Linked DNA regions of Homo sapiens: regions 1 and 3 are each linked to region 2. Evidence: chromatin loops called from intact Hi-C (ENCODE). Cell type or tissue: CD4-positive, alpha-beta T cell. All regions are shown on one strand. Links, peaks and the distances in the headings refer to the core of each region. The heading gives the core; the rest is flanking DNA. Region 1 overlaps CPNE5 (copine 5). Region 2 overlaps TMEM217B (transmembrane protein 217B). Region 3 has its middle 45 kb from the start of FGD2.

The links. A loop is a pair of places that touch in the nucleus more often than their neighbours do. Peaks named below come from ENCODE experiments on the same cell type or tissue, not always from the same donor. Only the 100,000 strongest peaks of a DNase experiment are listed, where the experiment ranks them.
Region 1: it touches region 2 in a loop (8-fold over the local background); 59 of 110 quality-filtered maps call a loop at or near these places.
Region 3: it touches region 2 in a loop (5-fold over the local background); 42 of 110 quality-filtered maps call a loop at or near these places.

The regions. Positions count from the first base shown.
Region 1 is chr6:36,764,187-36,769,545 of GRCh38, forward strand. It overlaps CPNE5 (copine 5), which reads right to left. Exons shown (of 21, transcript NM_020939.2): 11 at 1,149-1,190. Among named protein-coding and RNA genes, the nearest start is that of RAB44, 69 kb to the left of the region's middle. RefSeq lists enhancers at 1,545-2,442, 4,482-5,013. In CD4-positive, alpha-beta T cell, for the core only: CTCF peaks have their summits at 2,143 (motif pointing right) and 2,344; a DNase peak (open chromatin) is centred at 2,145; H3K27ac peaks cover 198 bases.
Region 2 is chr6:37,207,514-37,212,872 of GRCh38, forward strand. TMEM217B (transmembrane protein 217B) reads right to left here. Exons shown (of 2, transcript NM_001395378.1): 2 at 4,668-5,359. The coding sequence ends at 4,944. It overlaps TMEM217 (transmembrane protein 217), which reads right to left. Exons shown (of 3, transcript NM_001286401.2): 3 at 4,668-5,359. Among named protein-coding and RNA genes, the nearest start is that of PIM1, 40 kb to the left of the region's middle. RefSeq lists a silencer at 2,960-3,254. In CD4-positive, alpha-beta T cell, for the core only: CTCF peaks have their summits at 683 (motif pointing left), 3,072 (motif pointing left) and 3,275; DNase peaks (open chromatin) are centred at 678, 2,148, 2,608 and 3,108; H3K27ac peaks cover 1,047 bases.
Region 3 is chr6:37,048,292-37,053,650 of GRCh38, forward strand. No RefSeq gene overlaps it. Among named protein-coding and RNA genes, the nearest start is that of FGD2, 45 kb to the left of the region's middle. RefSeq lists cis regulatory regions at 1,724-2,742, 2,021-2,596 and an enhancer at 3,404-3,453. In CD4-positive, alpha-beta T cell, for the core only: CTCF peaks have their summits at 3,372 (motif pointing right) and 3,571; DNase peaks (open chromatin) are centred at 620, 2,030 and 3,290; H3K4me3 peaks cover 1,371 bases; H3K27ac peaks cover 2,255 bases.

The sequences.
Region 1 (5,359 bases), core at 83-5,082, 440 kb before region 2:
TAGCTGTCCCCAACTGGCACAGAAGAGGAGACTATTCCAGGCAAAGGAGTACAGGAACGCCAGGGTAAGACGAGGCAAATTCCAGGTGGAAACAATGAAGCTGACTGTGAGGTAGCTGAGAGGCAAGGAGGGGAGGGCATAGCGGCTCTGGAGCTTCTTGCAGGATGGTTGGTCTCAGGGGAAGGAGAGTTCCTTGGAAGGGGGCTTGGGTCTCACCTGGAGCTGCATTTGCATAGCACTTTACATAAGATAAAACAAACCCCCTGTCCATATCACAGACTTGGGAGGTACCAGCGGACACTGGGGGACCTTGAAGTCCTCCTAAGTCACTCCTTGGTAGTGCCACAGAATGGAAATGTCACAAAAGTCAGGGTGACATATTTGGATTTGGCTCAGCCGACAAGTAGAAGCCAGGGTGGGTTCTGGACTGAAGCTTCGAGAGGCCTGCTCTTGTCCTCCTCTATGGATTCCCAGAAGTACTGGCCTCCCAAAGACCCCGAGTGGGAAGCACCCTCCCAGCAGCCAGGGACAGCCCTACACAGGCACTGTCTCACGGCCCATGAGTCCACTCACGCCTCGTAGCTCTCCCTTCCCACAGCCCATTCCCTCAGTCCTGGCTCTCTGCAAACAGCTCCTCTGATGAGCCGAGGGCTGTACGGGTACAATTGGCCTCCCTGCTAGGTTGTGGGGAGTCTCTGAGGGCTGGGCTCCTCTGCATCTCCGTCACCCCACAATGCTTAGCCCGAGTCTTCACGCGGAAAATGTGTCCATGAATGCTTGAAGTTCACTGGTGTCTGTGCCCTAGAACATGCACTCTTCAGAAAGCCCTAAATTCTGCCACGCGTGGGGAGATTGTGGGTACTGGCGGGCCCCTGGGCAGCTATTTGGGAAAAAGGAGGCCTCTTATGCCCCTCACACCATATCCTGCAGGACAGAGGTGCTTTGGTGCCTCCGTGGAGCTGGATGGGGAGGAGCTACTGCAGCAGAGGACCCCTCCCCCACCCTCCACACACACGCAAACCCAGGCTCCCTCACCCCCAGAGCCACTGCGGGGGGGAGCCTGGTCACAGCTCCGCATGGGAGGGCAGGGCCCAGTGGCTGTCCCCATCCCCACTCACCTTCTCGCCCCTGCCCTCCTGCCTGCTTACCTGCCGTCCCGATCCCAGTCGTACACCTCCACCTTGATGGTCCTGCAAAACAAAGGCCTTTGCTGGGATGGGCCCAACCCCACACCCACGTGGCTGAGGATGGGGCCCTCTTCATGTTCCCGGACCAGATAGGGAGGCCAGGACTCCCTCTGGGCCCCAGGGCCCTGGGTGGGGAGGCAGCGGCTTGAGAGACAAGGATCTCTCTTGAGGCCTTTTAGGAAAGGCCTTAGGAAAAGGGCAGCCAGGGCTGTGTAGGGACTGCCCAGAATTTCAAGGAGAATGTGGGAAAAACAGCTGCAGACTTCAGTTCACCCCACCTTCTTCTTGGCCACTGCAGAAGGGGCATAAGCTCAGCATGGAGCTGCACTGTGGATTTACCAGGGGTGGAGGAGCGGGGAGGTGGGAGTGTGGTGCTCCCTGGATCTCAGGCCCCGGCAGGGTGGAGGGGAGGGAAGAAGACTGCTTGTTGAGGGTCTGAGGGCTTTGGGTGTGGGAGCCAGCCCTGCACGTCAGGGAGGAGCCCAGGGCCCTGGCTCGGGGATGGCCCGCTGAGCTTTTCCATCCCCACGACTGGCTCCTGAGTGAGGGTGTAATTATCTTCATATTTTAGCCTGGCTGCTTTAATTAGTTTGTTTTGACTCCTATGCATGCGGATGGGCTTTGAGAGCCCATTTTATTTTTAGCCACGTTCCCATGGCAACAGGCTAGCGGACCAGAGCTGGGAGGAGGGAGGTGGAGGGTTGCGGTTAACCCTTGGTGCCAGCTGCTCGATCCTCCAGGGATGCCCAGGGACAGGGGAGCTGCCAGGGTCCCACAGCAGGGTCAGGTTTGGGGAGGTGGGAAGGGCCTGGGGAGCTGGGGTCTTCAGCCTTCAGTTCTTAGTGGGGTGCAGAGAGGCAGCTCCCCGGGCCTATCTTTGTTAACATCCCATCATCTCGCCCATCTCCTCGGGCCTGCCAGGAGTCAGCCTTGGGCTTCTGTGGCCCCTCCAGGAGGAGGCGCTGTCTCCTTTCAGATGAGCATCCTCAGGACCAAGGGTAGGCGACAGATCCACCGCAGCAGGGCAGAAACTGTTCTGAATGAAGGAATGCCCAGTAGGTTGTGCACACACTGGATTTCTGTAAACCAGCACTCCTGTACAATGAGGCAGGCATGGAAGCCCACCATTTAAAGGAATCCTTTAGATTCTTGTGAAAAACAAAAAACCATGTCTCTCTGAGGTGAATTATTGTGGAAAGGAAAAAAAAATCACCTAAGCCCCTGAAGGTGGGTTGATGAGCTGGAAAGAGTGGAAAGACCAGGACGGCCCTACGCTTGGACCTGGGCCCCTCACTATGGGACCTGAGATGTCACTTAATCTCCCCGAGCCATAAGCCACCATTGAAAGGAGAAGTAATAACGGCCTTGCAGAACAGCTGCAAGAACAAGCTAGTAAGGCCCGCCTGCTGCATGGGAGGGTCTCTACAAAAATGCCTCCTTCTCTCCACTTCATCATTTGGCCGCGCTCTGATAGGTTTTTGTTTGTTTGTTTGCTTGTTTGAGATGGAGTCTTGCTCTGTTGCCCAGGCTGGAGTGCAATGGCGTGATCTCGGCTCATTGCAACCTCCGCCTCCGGATTCAACTGATTCTCCTGCCTCACCCTCCCAAGTGTCTGGGATTACAGGCATGAGCCACCACACCTGGCTAATTTTTTGTATTTTTAGTAGAGATGGGGTTTCACCATGTTGGCCAGGCTGGCCTCGAACTCCTGACCTCAAGTGATCCACCCGTCTCGGCCTCCCAAAGTACTGGGATTAGAGGCATGAGCCACGGCGCCCGGCCTCTGATAGTTTTTCGTATGAAATTTACTTCAATCAGGGACACTTGAGCCTAGGTACTTGGGCTTTGCAACTTCTGATTCAAGCCTGACTGCCTGGCCAAATCAGTGGCAGCTTTTCAGACACAGACTCCCAGGTCCAGCTCTGGGCAAGACTCAGGAATCTGTTTTCAAGGCTTCCCTAGTGACTGTGCTGTATGTGTTCCGGAGTGATGACCTCCACCCCACTGTCAGATGGGAAAATTGAGCCCTAAGAGCCTCCAGTGACTTGCCTAGAGTCACCCAGCTGAGGGTCTGAGCCAGAACAAGACCAAGGCCCTGACTCCCAGTCCAGGACTTCGGTCATGGCCCCACAAGGCTGAAGTCTCTCTACCCCTGCCCAGTGGCCTCCCAGTCCTTCCCCAGACCGCTAAGCTCTGCAGGGGACCTTCAGAGACCCCAGCAAAGAATAGCTCTCCTCTGACCACCAACACCAGCCCCTCGGGTGACTAGATGGGTGATGACCACATGCTCAGAGGCTGGAGGAGGACCCCAGTCATGGTGACAGCCCTGCATATCCACAAAATCACTGGGGAAAATTTTAATCCCAGGCCAGAGGGCCTAATTTAATTGGTCTGGATAGGACTCAGGCCTGGGTAGTTTTGAAAAGTTCTGTGATGGATTCTAACATGCAACCAGAGCCACTGACCTTCTCTAGAAGACAGCACTAGTTTTCAAACTTGGTTGCAATTTGGAATCCCCCCAAGAAGCTTTAGAAATACTGACACCAATGTCTTACCCGAGAGATTCATGATCAGTTGGTCTGGAGTGCAAGCTGGGCATGGGAATTGTTAAAAGCTCCCCAGGGGGATTTGAACTTGCAACCCAGGTTGAGACCACTGAATGAGATTCCTGTGCAAACTCGGCCTGGCCTCCATTAAGGCTCCAGGGATGGCTGCAGCCTGGGGGTCAGATTAGCTCAAAGTCTGCACCTCCAGCTTTGGGAGAGAAGGAGGTGAGAGAAATAGTGCCCAGAGACAGGGGGAAGACCATGGGGAGAAGACAAATAAGGCTTTGACTACTCTATTCACAGTTCTTTTTTTTTTTTTTTTTTTTTTTTTTTGAGACAGAGTCTCGCTCTGTCGCCCAAGCTGGAGTGCAGTGGTACGATCTCGGCTCACTGCAACCTCCACCTCCTGGGTTCAAGCAATTCTGCCTCAGCCTCCTGAGTAGCTGGGATTACAGGCGCATGCCATCATATCCGGCTAATTTTTGTATTTTTAGTAGAGACGGGGTTTCACCATGGTGGCCAGGTTGGTCTCAAACTCCTGACCTCAAGTGATCCGCCCACCTTGGCCTCCCAAAATGCTGGGATTACAGGCGTGAACCAGCGTGCCCAGCCATATTCACAGTTCTGTGGCTGTCCACCCTGGTTGGGCTGCCTGAAGTCACTGCAGATGTCACTTGTCACCTGCTGGCCTTGGCTCCTAACCCCTTAGCACAGGGCCAACAAAAGCTGCGGTCCAGCTGACTGTGACTTCTGGGGCCGGCACCCAAGAGAACAGGCTTATTGGGTGTGGGAAAATGAAATGGGCTTCTGCAGACCACCAAATGAACACCTTATCTGGCATACAAAGGCTCAGGACAGAGGCCTAACCTAGGAGGCAGCAAAGTGGGCAGAAAAGACCTTCGGCTGTGGGGTGAGCAGCCCTGGCTGGCAGTCTCAGCTCTTCCAAGTACTAGGTCTGTTGCCCCGAGCAACTGGCTTAACCCTCAGACACTCCCCTCCTTTCCAAATTGAGAAAAATCACAGCCACTTTGGAGCTGCTGTGCAAGTAAACTATCTCCACGTACAGTCAGCGCTGGACACATGTTGCTCTGTTCCTGTCTAAAACACTCCATCCCTTTATCCAAGCTCCTGTCTCTCAAACAATTCCCATGCTTCTTGAAAATATCAGCTCCATGAGGCCCGGGATTTTTGTTTGTTTGTTTCCTGCTGTATCTTCAGCTTCTAGAACAGTGCCTAGCCTATATCAGGTGCTGTATACATATTTGTTGGCTGACTGAGAGCTCCTAGCAACGTGATGAAATGGGCTGTGCAGGTAATAATACCGTCATTCTACAAAATCACAAAAGGAGGCCAAGAGTATGTGGCTCTCCGTGAGTCACACAGCTGGTCAGTGGTGATGCCAGGAGTCAGTGACCTGGGCCTCTGGACACCTAGAGCCACAATGACAGAGCCAGATATGTGTGAGCCTGGGCAAGCCAGCAGGGATGAGAGACACCAGCCAAAACGCCAGGCTGCCCCCACGGCATACCAACTAGCTCTATCTATAGTTTCCTCCCAGCTGAGCTGCAAGGTCTGCCTCCTAATGAGCCTCTGCCTGGCAGGGGGAAGGTTTCCCTGCGGCTTACA
Region 2 (5,359 bases), core at 141-5,140:
GAACTCAGGAGGCGGAGGTTGCACTAAGCCACAATGGTGCCACTGCACTTCAGCCTGGGCGACAGAGACTCTGTCTCCAAAACAAAAACAAAACTGAGAGTCTATGTCCATTCATTCCACAAATCTTTATCAAGCACCTGCTACATGCTGGGCATTGAACTAGGTGCTGGGAAAACATCAGTGAAGTAAATATGGTGCCCACATTTTTGGAGGGTGGTGGGAGAGGCAACTGTATAGAGTAAGTCAGGTGATAGTACATGTTATGAAGAAATGTAGCACAGTAAGTGGGAAAGAGACACATGGGATGGTAGGGAGGGGCTGTTTCACACCCATTGGTAGGGAAGGCCTCTCTGATGCCTTCTGAGCAAGAAAGGAAGCTGGTGAATAGCTGGAGTAAGAATATTCTAGGCGGAAGGCACAGTGAGTGCAAAGGCCCCGAGGCTGGAGTGTGCTGTCTGTGTTAGGGTGAACGAAAGGAAGACAGCATGGCTGCAGCAGAGGGAGGCGGAGAGAACAAAATGGTTAGAAAGCAGATCAGAGGGTGACAAGGGACTGGGTTATTTAGCAGCTGGCATGCCGTGGTAAAGACTTGGGATTTCTACCCTGAGTGTGGTGGGGAGCCCTGGCAGGTGAGGACCGGAGTAGAGGAGGGACTTGATCTGACTCAGGTTTCAACAGGAGCCCTCTGGTGGCTGGGCGGAGAACTGACTGTAAAGGGAACACAGTGGCATGGGGAGGCCAGTCAGGAACTGCTACTGCAATAGCCTGGGCAAGAGATGGTGATGGCCTGGGCCAGGGAGGTGGCAGGGGAGGTTATATGAAGTGGTTGGATATGGATCTATATTGAAGGGTGGGCTGATGGGGAGTGGTGAGGAGTTAGATTCAGGCTGAGAGAAAGAGAGGACCTAAGGATGCCTGCTGGGTCTTTAACTTGAGCAATGGAAGGGTAGAGGTGGCAAAGACTGGGGGTTAGGGCAAGGTATACGGGAGAAAATCAGGAGTGTGGATTGGGATACACTCCCCAATTTTTATTTATTTATTTATTTATTTATTTATTTATTTGAGATGGAGTTTTGCTCTTGTTGCCCAGGCTGCAGTATAGTGGCGCGATCTCAGCTCACTGCAACCTCCACCTCCCAGGTTCAAGCAATTCTCCTGCCTCAGCCTCCTGAGTAACTGGGATTACAGGCACCTGCTACCATGCCCGGTTAATTTTTGTATTTTTAGTAGAGAGGAGGTTTCACCATGTTGGCCAGACTGGTCTTGAACTCCTGACCTCAGGTGATCCACCCGCCTCAGCCTCCCAAAGTGCTGTCATTACAGGCGTGAGCTACCATGCCCGGCTACATTCCCACATTTTAAGAAAATTAAAAAAAAAAATTTTTTTACATCAGTTGGATGCGGTGGCACACCTGTATTCCCAGCTACTCAGGAGGCTGAGGTGGGAGGATCGCTTGAGCCTGGAAGTTCAAGGCTCCAGTGAGCTATGATTGCACGACTGCATTCCAGCCTGGGTGACAGAGTGCAACCCTGTCTCTAAAAATCAAATAAAAGTAGAGACATCCTGAGTGAGACCCTGAGAGAATCTGAGTCAGAGAACCAGGTGAGCTGTGTCTGGACTCCTGACCGCAGAAACTAAGACAGAATAAATGTACTGTCTTAAGCTGCTAATTTTGGGGTAATTTGTTATGCAGTAATAGATAACTAGTACATGTCACATCTCTACAAAAATGTCTCTACAACAGTAACCACCCCAAAACATATCCTGACTGGGTATGGTGGCTCATGCCTATAATCTCAGCACTCTGGGAAGCCAAGGTGGGAGGATAGCCTGAGGCCAGGAGTTCAAGACCAGCCTGGGCAACATAGGGAGACCCCATATTGTATTTAAAAAAAAAAAAAAGAGTTGTGTAGGGGAGGATCTGCTTCCAAGCTCCCTCATGGGGCTGTTGGTAGGATTCCGTTCCTCACGGGCTCTTGGTTAGTGACCTCTGCTCCTGGCAGTGTGAGCCTTTCCATAAAGATACTTTCAACATGATAGCCAGCTTCCCTCAGAGAGCGGGCAGCACTGACGTCATCGTCTTCTGTAACCTAACCTTAGAAAGGACAACCCATCGCTTTTGCTATGTTCTCTTTGCTAGAAGAGGATCACTGGGTCCTGCCCACATCTAAGAAGAGGTGATGAATGTGAATATCAGTTCGCAGAGATCTCTGGGAACCATGTTAGAGCTGGCTACCACATCAAGGAAGCAACTGCATAAACAAAGCCAGGGTTTAGGGGAGAAGTCCAGGCTGAAGATGTATATGGGGCTTATTAGTGATGGGTCTGGACCAGGTGAGCTGGGAGTGAGTGAGACAGAGAACAAGACCAAGGACTGTGCCAAGGGCACTCCGGTGTTTGGAGGTCAGGAAGATGAGGAGAGGCCAGCAAAGGAGACTGAGGAGAAGGGGCCAGTGCGGCAGGGGAGGGATGGAGACGGAGGCAGAGGGGCTACCAGAGAAACCTGTTGGCAGGAGAGAGGGATCAGCAGTCAAAAGCCACTGCAGGACAGGTCAGCAAAGGTGGAGAACTGACCACCGGCTTGAGCAGTGTGGAGATCACCTTGACAAGAGCAGTCCCAGTGGGGCGGTGGGGGTGAAACCTAACTGGATGGGTTCTAGAAAGAACAGGAGACCAGGAAGTAAAGGCAGAAGCAACCATGCTTTTGAGGAGTCTTGTATAGAGGATAGCACAACCTTGCGTTTGAGTGTCTTAAACTTTCTCAACTAAAGTAACTCTCAGCTGAGGTGATTCCTGGAACTCTGCTTCTGCCTACACTTCTTCAACACACAGGTCTCCAGTTCCCCAATGTTGCCCAGGTCTACCTCCCACCGTAGCGACCTCAACCGGGATGGGGAATCAGAACCCAGAAGTTGGCCCATGTTTTATATTTTGTGTTTTGGTACTAGCAAGTCACAATCAGACAAGGCATGCCTTGTGAGACTGGGGCAGAGACACACACATTAGCTCCCAGTCATCAGCTGGAAGCTCCATAAATCCTGAACAGCCACCCTTGGAGGATCTGGTTTAGGGGCCAACAGCTCTAAGCAAAAGCTTATTACTGACTGCCATCTTGTGGTCATTTGGGGAACTGGCCTAGGTTTAAATCCGTGGTGGAAAGAGTTGAGTGAATTGTAGGATAGTACCTGGCACTGAGTGTTCAGTAAAAGCCAGCGACTGTCATTACTATGCTCATGGTTTGGAAGAGTATGGCCAAAACAAACAAACAAACATGTCTCTTGACTTCACTCCCAACATTTTTCAAGGGAAAAGGAACTACCCTAAAAGGAGGTGTTCCTTTTTGTCTTGGTAAAAGTAAGAATGAATCAGGGAGCCGACTTTCGTGTATGAAGTCAGATGATGAGATGCAAGTCCTGCTTTTGCTACCATGTGACCTTGATCTCATCACTGAAGCCCAGTGAGTCTCAGTTTCGTCAAACCATAAAACAGGAGCATTAGGATGAAGACTGCACAACTGGTGAATGTGAAGAGTTCTCAGGAAAAGCGGCACTCCTAGTTCAAGGCAGGGGCCTGCTGGCTCTCAACACAGAGCTTGTTGCTTTACAATAGTGTCTCTCAACTAGGGGCAACTTTGCCCCCCCACCACCCCCACCCCATGGGATGTTTGACAATGCCTGGAGATATTTTGGGGGGTTCTTTTTGTTTTTCAAAGGGTTGGTCCTTGTTTTTGTTTTGTCTGTTTGTTTGAGACAGAGTCTCGCTCTGTCACCCAGGCTGCAGTGCAGTGGCGCGATCTCGGCTCACTGCAAGCTCCACCTCCCAGGTTCAGGCCATTCTCCTGCCTCAGCCTCCTGAGTATCTGGGACCACAGGCACCCGCTACCATGCCTGGCAATTTTTTTGTATTTTTAGTAGAGACGGGGTTTCACTGTGTTAGCCAGGATGGTCTCGATCTCCTGACCTCTTGATCTGCCTGCCTCGGCCTCCCAAAGTGCTGGGATTACAGCCGTGAGCCACCGAACCCGGCCCTGTTTGTGTGTGTGTGTGTGTGTGTGTGTGTGTGTGTGTGTTTGTGTTTTTGAGATGGAGTCTCACTCTGTCCCCCAGGCTGGAGTGCAGTGGCACCATCTCAGCTCACTGCCACCTCCGCCTCCTGGGTTCAAGTGATTCTCCTGCCTCAGCCTCCCGAGTAGCTGGGATTACAGGCACCCACCACCACGCCCGGCTAATTTTTGTATTTTTAGTAGAGAGCGGGTTTCACCATGCTGGCCAGTCTTGTCTTGAACTCCTGACCTCAAGTGATCCACCTGCCTTGGCCTCCCAAAGTGCTGGGATTACAGGCGTAAGCCACCATGCTGGGCCGATAGGCTAGTCTTGAGCCAGCCATACATAGTTATTGAAATGGAAATTAGCTAAAAAAGAATAAAATTTAAAATTTGATTACTGGGTTGTAATAGCCACATTTCCAAGTGCTCAGTCGCCACACATGGCTAGTAGCCAGCACAGATAGAGGACATTTCCATCAGCACAGGAAGTTCTACTGGACAACACTCCTCCAAAGGACTCAGCAGAACCGGCATCTGTGGGCCAACCCATAAAGGAAGAACTAGAAACTAAGGAAGTGCAGAGGAGAGGGGACAGTGAGAGGCAAAAACAGACACCAGTGAGATGGTTAAGTAAGCACAAGGCCACATATCATTAACTGCTAAAACAAGTCACACAACACATCTGTAAAATAATTGATCCGCACAACCTGCCCTCTCCCGAGAATCATTCCTCAGTGCGTAAAACTCAAAAGCCCTGACAAACCAAGCAGCATCAACAGAAGACAGGCAGGGTAGGGAGGGTTCCATTGTTGAGGAACACCATTCCCTCCCACCTTTCCTGGCATCTGGCATGGTTCAGTTTAACTTCCGGTACAACATTCCCAGACGGACAGGTAGTCATGAGTTCACTGCAATGGTGGAGCAGAGCCTGTGGCGGCGTTTCCTGCCCACAGTCTGGGATTCCTTGTAAAGGTTGTATGCATGCTTGACGATGAAGGGCAGACAGAAAAAGTGCAGGAGCATGTGTGAGATTTGGAAGATCCAGTGCAAATAACTCAGCGTCTTGAAGTGATCTTTGATGATCCCGTTGAGGAGCAGGACTATGGAGAAGTTGATGAGCTCGTAAGTGATGATCCACATGGCATAGATCAGCAGCCCCATGTAGATATTCTTGTGGATACAATAAAAGAGGAAGCAGCCGATGATGATGGTGGTGAGGGAGAGGCCAGTGCTGATATTAGCCCTGTGGAACAGGGTCCAAGTGACTAGCTCCGACTTTGAGTCCACGTAGATGCTGAACTTGGCCTCATAGC
Region 3 (5,359 bases), core at 275-5,274, 160 kb before region 2:
AAGAAAAGCTAAGGGCTAAGAGGGTCACTTGACATCGTAGAATCCAAAAGTCCTTCCCATTACAGAGATAAGAAAACTGAGGCCCCGAGAATGAAGCGGTGACCTTCAGGTGCATCCTTGCATTTTGTGGAATTTGAATGTGGAATTCTGCCCTGGGCTGAGGTTGAGATTTTGCAGTTGCTCAAGGGGAACCCTGGAAGCAGAGTGTATCTACCCTCCTCAGACCACTGAGACCCTCAGATTTGTCTTCATCCCAGGTCAGTGGACTTCTCCCAGGTTTTGTTGTCTTCTCTCGGCAACACCCTGCTGAAGCCAGGGGGAAGGCGGGAGATTTATCCTGGGTGCTGAGTATCTAGGGTTATCAGATAAAATGCAGGATGGCCAGTTACAATTGAATTTTAGATAAATAACAAATAAGTTGTTTAGCATGAAGGTGTCCTAAATGTTGCTGTTTATCTGAAATTCAAATGTAACTGGGCATCCTGCATTTTTATTTACTAAACCTGGCCACCCTGTAAGTATCCCATTTCGTTTGGGCCAGGCCCCTCCCCACTGCAGCTGTGAGTTTTCCTGCCACCCAACAGCGTGAGTCACACAGCTGTGGACCTCCAGGCAAATGTTTTTGAACAGAACAGCATCACGGTTTAGGGGAATCCCCTCGCTGTCCCCATAACACATGCTTCAGCAAAGCAAAAACCTTAAAACAACATCTCTGGGAGGAAAATAAAGAAGGCATCAAGAGTTCCCAATGACTCGGGGAAGGCCCCAGCCACGGCCACATTAGTGCAGCCAAGATGGCCACGACTAGATGGCTGGCTCTTCACCTCTGGGAGAGGCACAGCTGGCTTTGACAATCGTGGGAAATTGGAGACCAGACCTTCCCAGCCAACTCCTGTCAAGGTCTGATACTCGTCCTTCCCCACCTTTCTGAGAAGAGGCCTACGAGGAAGAATGGGCTCATGGGCTATGTGAGCCGAGCAGGTTACTTGACTGTGGGATCATGATTGTATCTTTGTCATGGCATCACTGTGGGGATTATAGGAGGAAATTAATGTAAAATGCTTGGCCCAGTACCTGGTGCGCAATAAGCACTTACAATCAATGGTGGCTATTGTTATAAGAACGTCAGGACATGCACTTGGCCATCAAGCCAGTGGGTCTTCTGAAGAGGGTGAGCTTGGAATTCTCTGGGTGCCCATGGTTTGTTGCCCCTCAGAAAGCTGTGGGCCTCTAATATGGGCATATCCCCTGGACTGGAATCTGCATTAAGCCAGTGTCATCTGTCAGCGCTTTGTTTGGGTTAGTCGTTTTTTTGTTTTGTTTTGTTTGAGACAGAGTCTTGCTCTGTTGCCCAGGCTGGAGTGCAGTGGTGCAATCACAGCTCACTGCAGCGTCGACTTGCCGGGTTCTAGCAATTCTCCCACCACACCCTAGTAGCTGGGACTATAGGCGCACACCACTACGCCTGGCTAATTTTTAAATTTTTTTTTTTAAGAGACAAGGTCTCACTGTGTTGTCCAGGCTGGTCTTGAACTCCTGGGCTCAAGTGATCCTCCCGCCTTGGCTTCTTAAAGTGCTGGGATTATAGACGTGAGCCACCATGGCCAGCCCTGGGTTAGATTTTTAGTCACTCAGCAGGGTCCTGAGGAGGCCGGACTCAGAAGAGTTCAGCTTTGAAGGTGGAAAAAGCAAGTTTTCTACCTGGGATGCCCCCAAGGGTAGCAGGCCATACTTCCTAAGTGTGCATGTTGGTGGGGAGGGAGGGTATCAAGGAGTATGTCCCTGGAGAAGGGAGAAAGGAGGGGGCGTGGGAAGGGGCCTGTGGAACGCACGTGTCTCATTTCCTCTTTCGGAATGTCCGCTGTGGGCCCCAACAAAGGAACTTCGGTTGGAACTGGGGTGAGGAAGCCCCCGAAGATCAACTTCTCTTCCTTTAACATTTGGCTCTGCTGAGGGCCCTGGGGTTGGAACACCCACCTTCTTAGAAAGAAACTGAAAGGCCTTAGGAGAAACCCCGCCACTTCCCCTTCCTCGGTAAGAGGAACTTGGCGTTGCCCTGACAGGAAAGTCTTGGTGGGGCTTCTCGGAAGCCGCCACCGCTGCACTGCTGAGCAAAACCACAGGTCAGGGGCCAGGCCGGGGGCCAGGCTAGTGAGGACTGGCCATTGATAAAGTCACAGGCTCCATCTAAGCCCATCGGCAGAACTGGGGAGCTGCCAACATTTCCTCTTCCAGCACCGCCTGCCAACTCCTGTTTGGGAGCCACCAACCCCTCAGCTCTGCCAATGGGTCCCTCCCCACTCACACCAGCCCTCCAACCAGGATCGTTCTGTGTCTGCGTTCTGGACCCCCAGCTATGCCCACCACCCAGCAAAGCTCATCCATCCAGCTCCCATCCCCCACAGAGGCACTGACTCTCCCGTGGAGTCCTGGGGGACCTCACGGGCACGTGGAGCTGTGCTTTGGAATAGGTCACACCCTGTGAGCTGCTTCGGATGGCCTTGTAGATTAAGAAAAATGGTCTTTTGCTGGGCACGCAGGAATGCTTGACTTAACGGTGACTGCTATCTGCTGCGTCCATTCGGAGATCAGAAACAGGCTTCTCTCTGGGACTGGGGATGCCTCTCCTCATCCCTGATATATCCAAGGGCAGCTGCTGTGGCAAGGGGGACAGTGCACAGGTACAAATCACATCTCAGGCCAGCCCCAAAGGGGCCGAGAGATCCTTGGGTCCTAAAGGGTCCCAAAGCTTATTTGTATAAGCTTATTTGTACTAAGCTTTAATATAAACATGTCAGGATGGTGTGGCACCAGAGCCCGGCCACCACTGTGGGGACAGGGTCCAGCCTGCACGGCCTTGCACAAGACCTGTGCCAGGGACCCCTGTGCTCCATTCCAGCTCCTCCTCCAGGCTTTGCTGTGACGAGCCTCTGCCTCCTTCACCCAGCCCTCTCCTGCCCACCCTGTGAGACTGAGCCCCAGTCCAGATGGGTAGGGGCTGCCTGCATGACCTCACTGAGTATATCCCCCAGGGACCCTTGTCCACATCACTTGGTGGTTGCTCTGAGCAACACCCAGCTGGCCTATAGGCTCCCGGATAACAGCAACAGTGGGCTTGGCATCTCTGGATGAACATTTGATGAGGTAATAAGTAAATGGGTGAATTTAGTGCTATCTACCAGGCCTTGTGGCTGAGAGCCCCACGTGCCCACATGCTCAGACATCCACGTGTGGGCAAGTGCACCCGCGTGCGGCAGGAGGAGACACGTGCACGCCTGCCACGGTGTCCCTGAGACGTGTGTCTGTGGATCCCTGCGTTTGTCCCCAGCATCACCCATGATGCCAGCCAGCAGGTGGCGGTGCGCCCCTCCTCTGCGGGTTCGTTGGTCCAAACCGCCGGCAGCTGTCAAGACTGAAGGGGCCTCAGCAGGCACATGGAGCCCACCTCCTTCCTCCCACAGGGGGTCAGGGCTGCTTGGGTCTTGTGGGGAATCAGCCTGGTCTTCCGACCCAGGAGCCAAAACCCTAGTCCAACCCATGTGAGTGGGGCCATCTGTGTGCCCAGCACGGAGCTGGACCCTGACCCCGCAGGAGGGACTGGCGTCCAGGCAGCTGCACAGCTGTGGAGTGGGGAAGTAAAGGCATGGGCTCGCACTCCCAGCCCTGTCTCTGCTGGCTGTGTGACCTTGGGCAAGTTCCTTAACCTCTCTGAGCTTGTTTCCGTGTCTGTTAAGCAGGAATCATGGCAATCTGTAAAATGAATTAGTCAGTGTAAAACATGGGCCACAGTGGGGCCCTACCATAAGGCAGCAGTTCTCACACTTAGGTCTGGAGGGCTTTTGAAAACACAGAGGCCCCGCCTCCAGAGTGGCAGATTCACTAGGTCTGGGGAGAGGCCTGTGACTCTGCATTTCTAAAGAGTTCCCAGGTTGTGCTGATGCTTCGGGCCTGGGGACTACACCGTGAGGACCAGTGTATACGGGATGCTTGGTGTCAGTCAGGAGAGACCCACAGGGTTACACACAAGGCAGGAAGCATCAGCCTCCAGCGAAGACATAGAGGGGCAAATTCCAAGGGCTGCAGGGGGCCCAAGGGAGGACACACCCCTATGATGGGGGTGGCCGGAGGGGCAGAAGGAGGAGCCTCTGGACCTGTCTCTCCCCACCACAATTATCAACATAATCCCTGTCCTGACTGCACCTGCCGGCCCTGCCCGGAGGAAGTGGACCCTGGAGCCCTGGAAAGGATGGGTTAGTTGGCTGTCAGTTCCTGGCTTGGCCAACACTGTGCTCCAGCTTCTGGGAACTCACGTTTTCTTTCTCCTTTTTTTTTTTTTTTTTTGAGACAGGATCTCACTTTGTTACCCAGGCTGGAGTGCAGTGGCTCGATCATAGCTCACTGCAGTCTAAACCTCCCTGACTCAAGCAATTCTCCTGCCTCAGCTTCCTAAGTAGCTGGAACCACAGGTGTGCCCCAGCGCAACCGGCTAATTCTTTAATTTTTTGCAGAGACAGGGGTCTCACTCTGTTGCCCAGGCTGGTCTCGAACTCCTGGACTCAATCAATCCTCCCATCTTGGCCTCCCAAAGTACTGGGATTACGGGTGTGAGCCACCACGCCTGGCCCCTTTTTTAAATATTAGTTTTAAGTCAGAAAGGTAATGCATGTCCATCTTAGAAATTAGTACAATGCAGAAAACTGTAAAGAGGAAAATGAAAATAGTAATCCAAACTTCAGTCAATCAGAGCTAATCAGTATGAGTCTATTTCTTTTTCTTGTCTATGTGTCTGCTTCGTGCATACCGTGGTATCCACTTGACATCGTAGCATAAGCGTTGTCCTTTGATGTTAAAACTCTCAGAAACGGCCGGGCGCGGTGGCTCATGCCTGTAATCCCAGAACTTTGGGAGGCCGAGGCGGGTGGATCACAAGGTCAGGAGATCGAGACCATCCTGACTACCACGGTGAAACCCCATCTCTACTAAAAAAATACAAAAAAAACTAGCCAGGCATGGTGGCGGGCGCCTGTAGTCCCCGCTACTCGGGAGGCTGAGGCAGGAGAATGGCTTGAACCCGGGAGGCAGAGCTTGCAGTGAGCCAAGATCCACTGCACTCCAGCCTGGGCGACAGAGTGAGACTCCGTCAAAAAAAAAAAAAAAAAAAAAAAAAAACTCTCAGAAACGTGAATTTAAGGTCAGCACAACAATCCAGTACAACAAGGTGCCAGACTATATCTGCTTGACTTAAACACTCCCTACTGTTGGACATGCAGGCTGTGTATTTATTTATTTGGCGATTCTAAATAATCCCCTGTGAAGGGTTTGATCCATCAGTGCTGCCTGCATTTCAGATGGCTTCCCC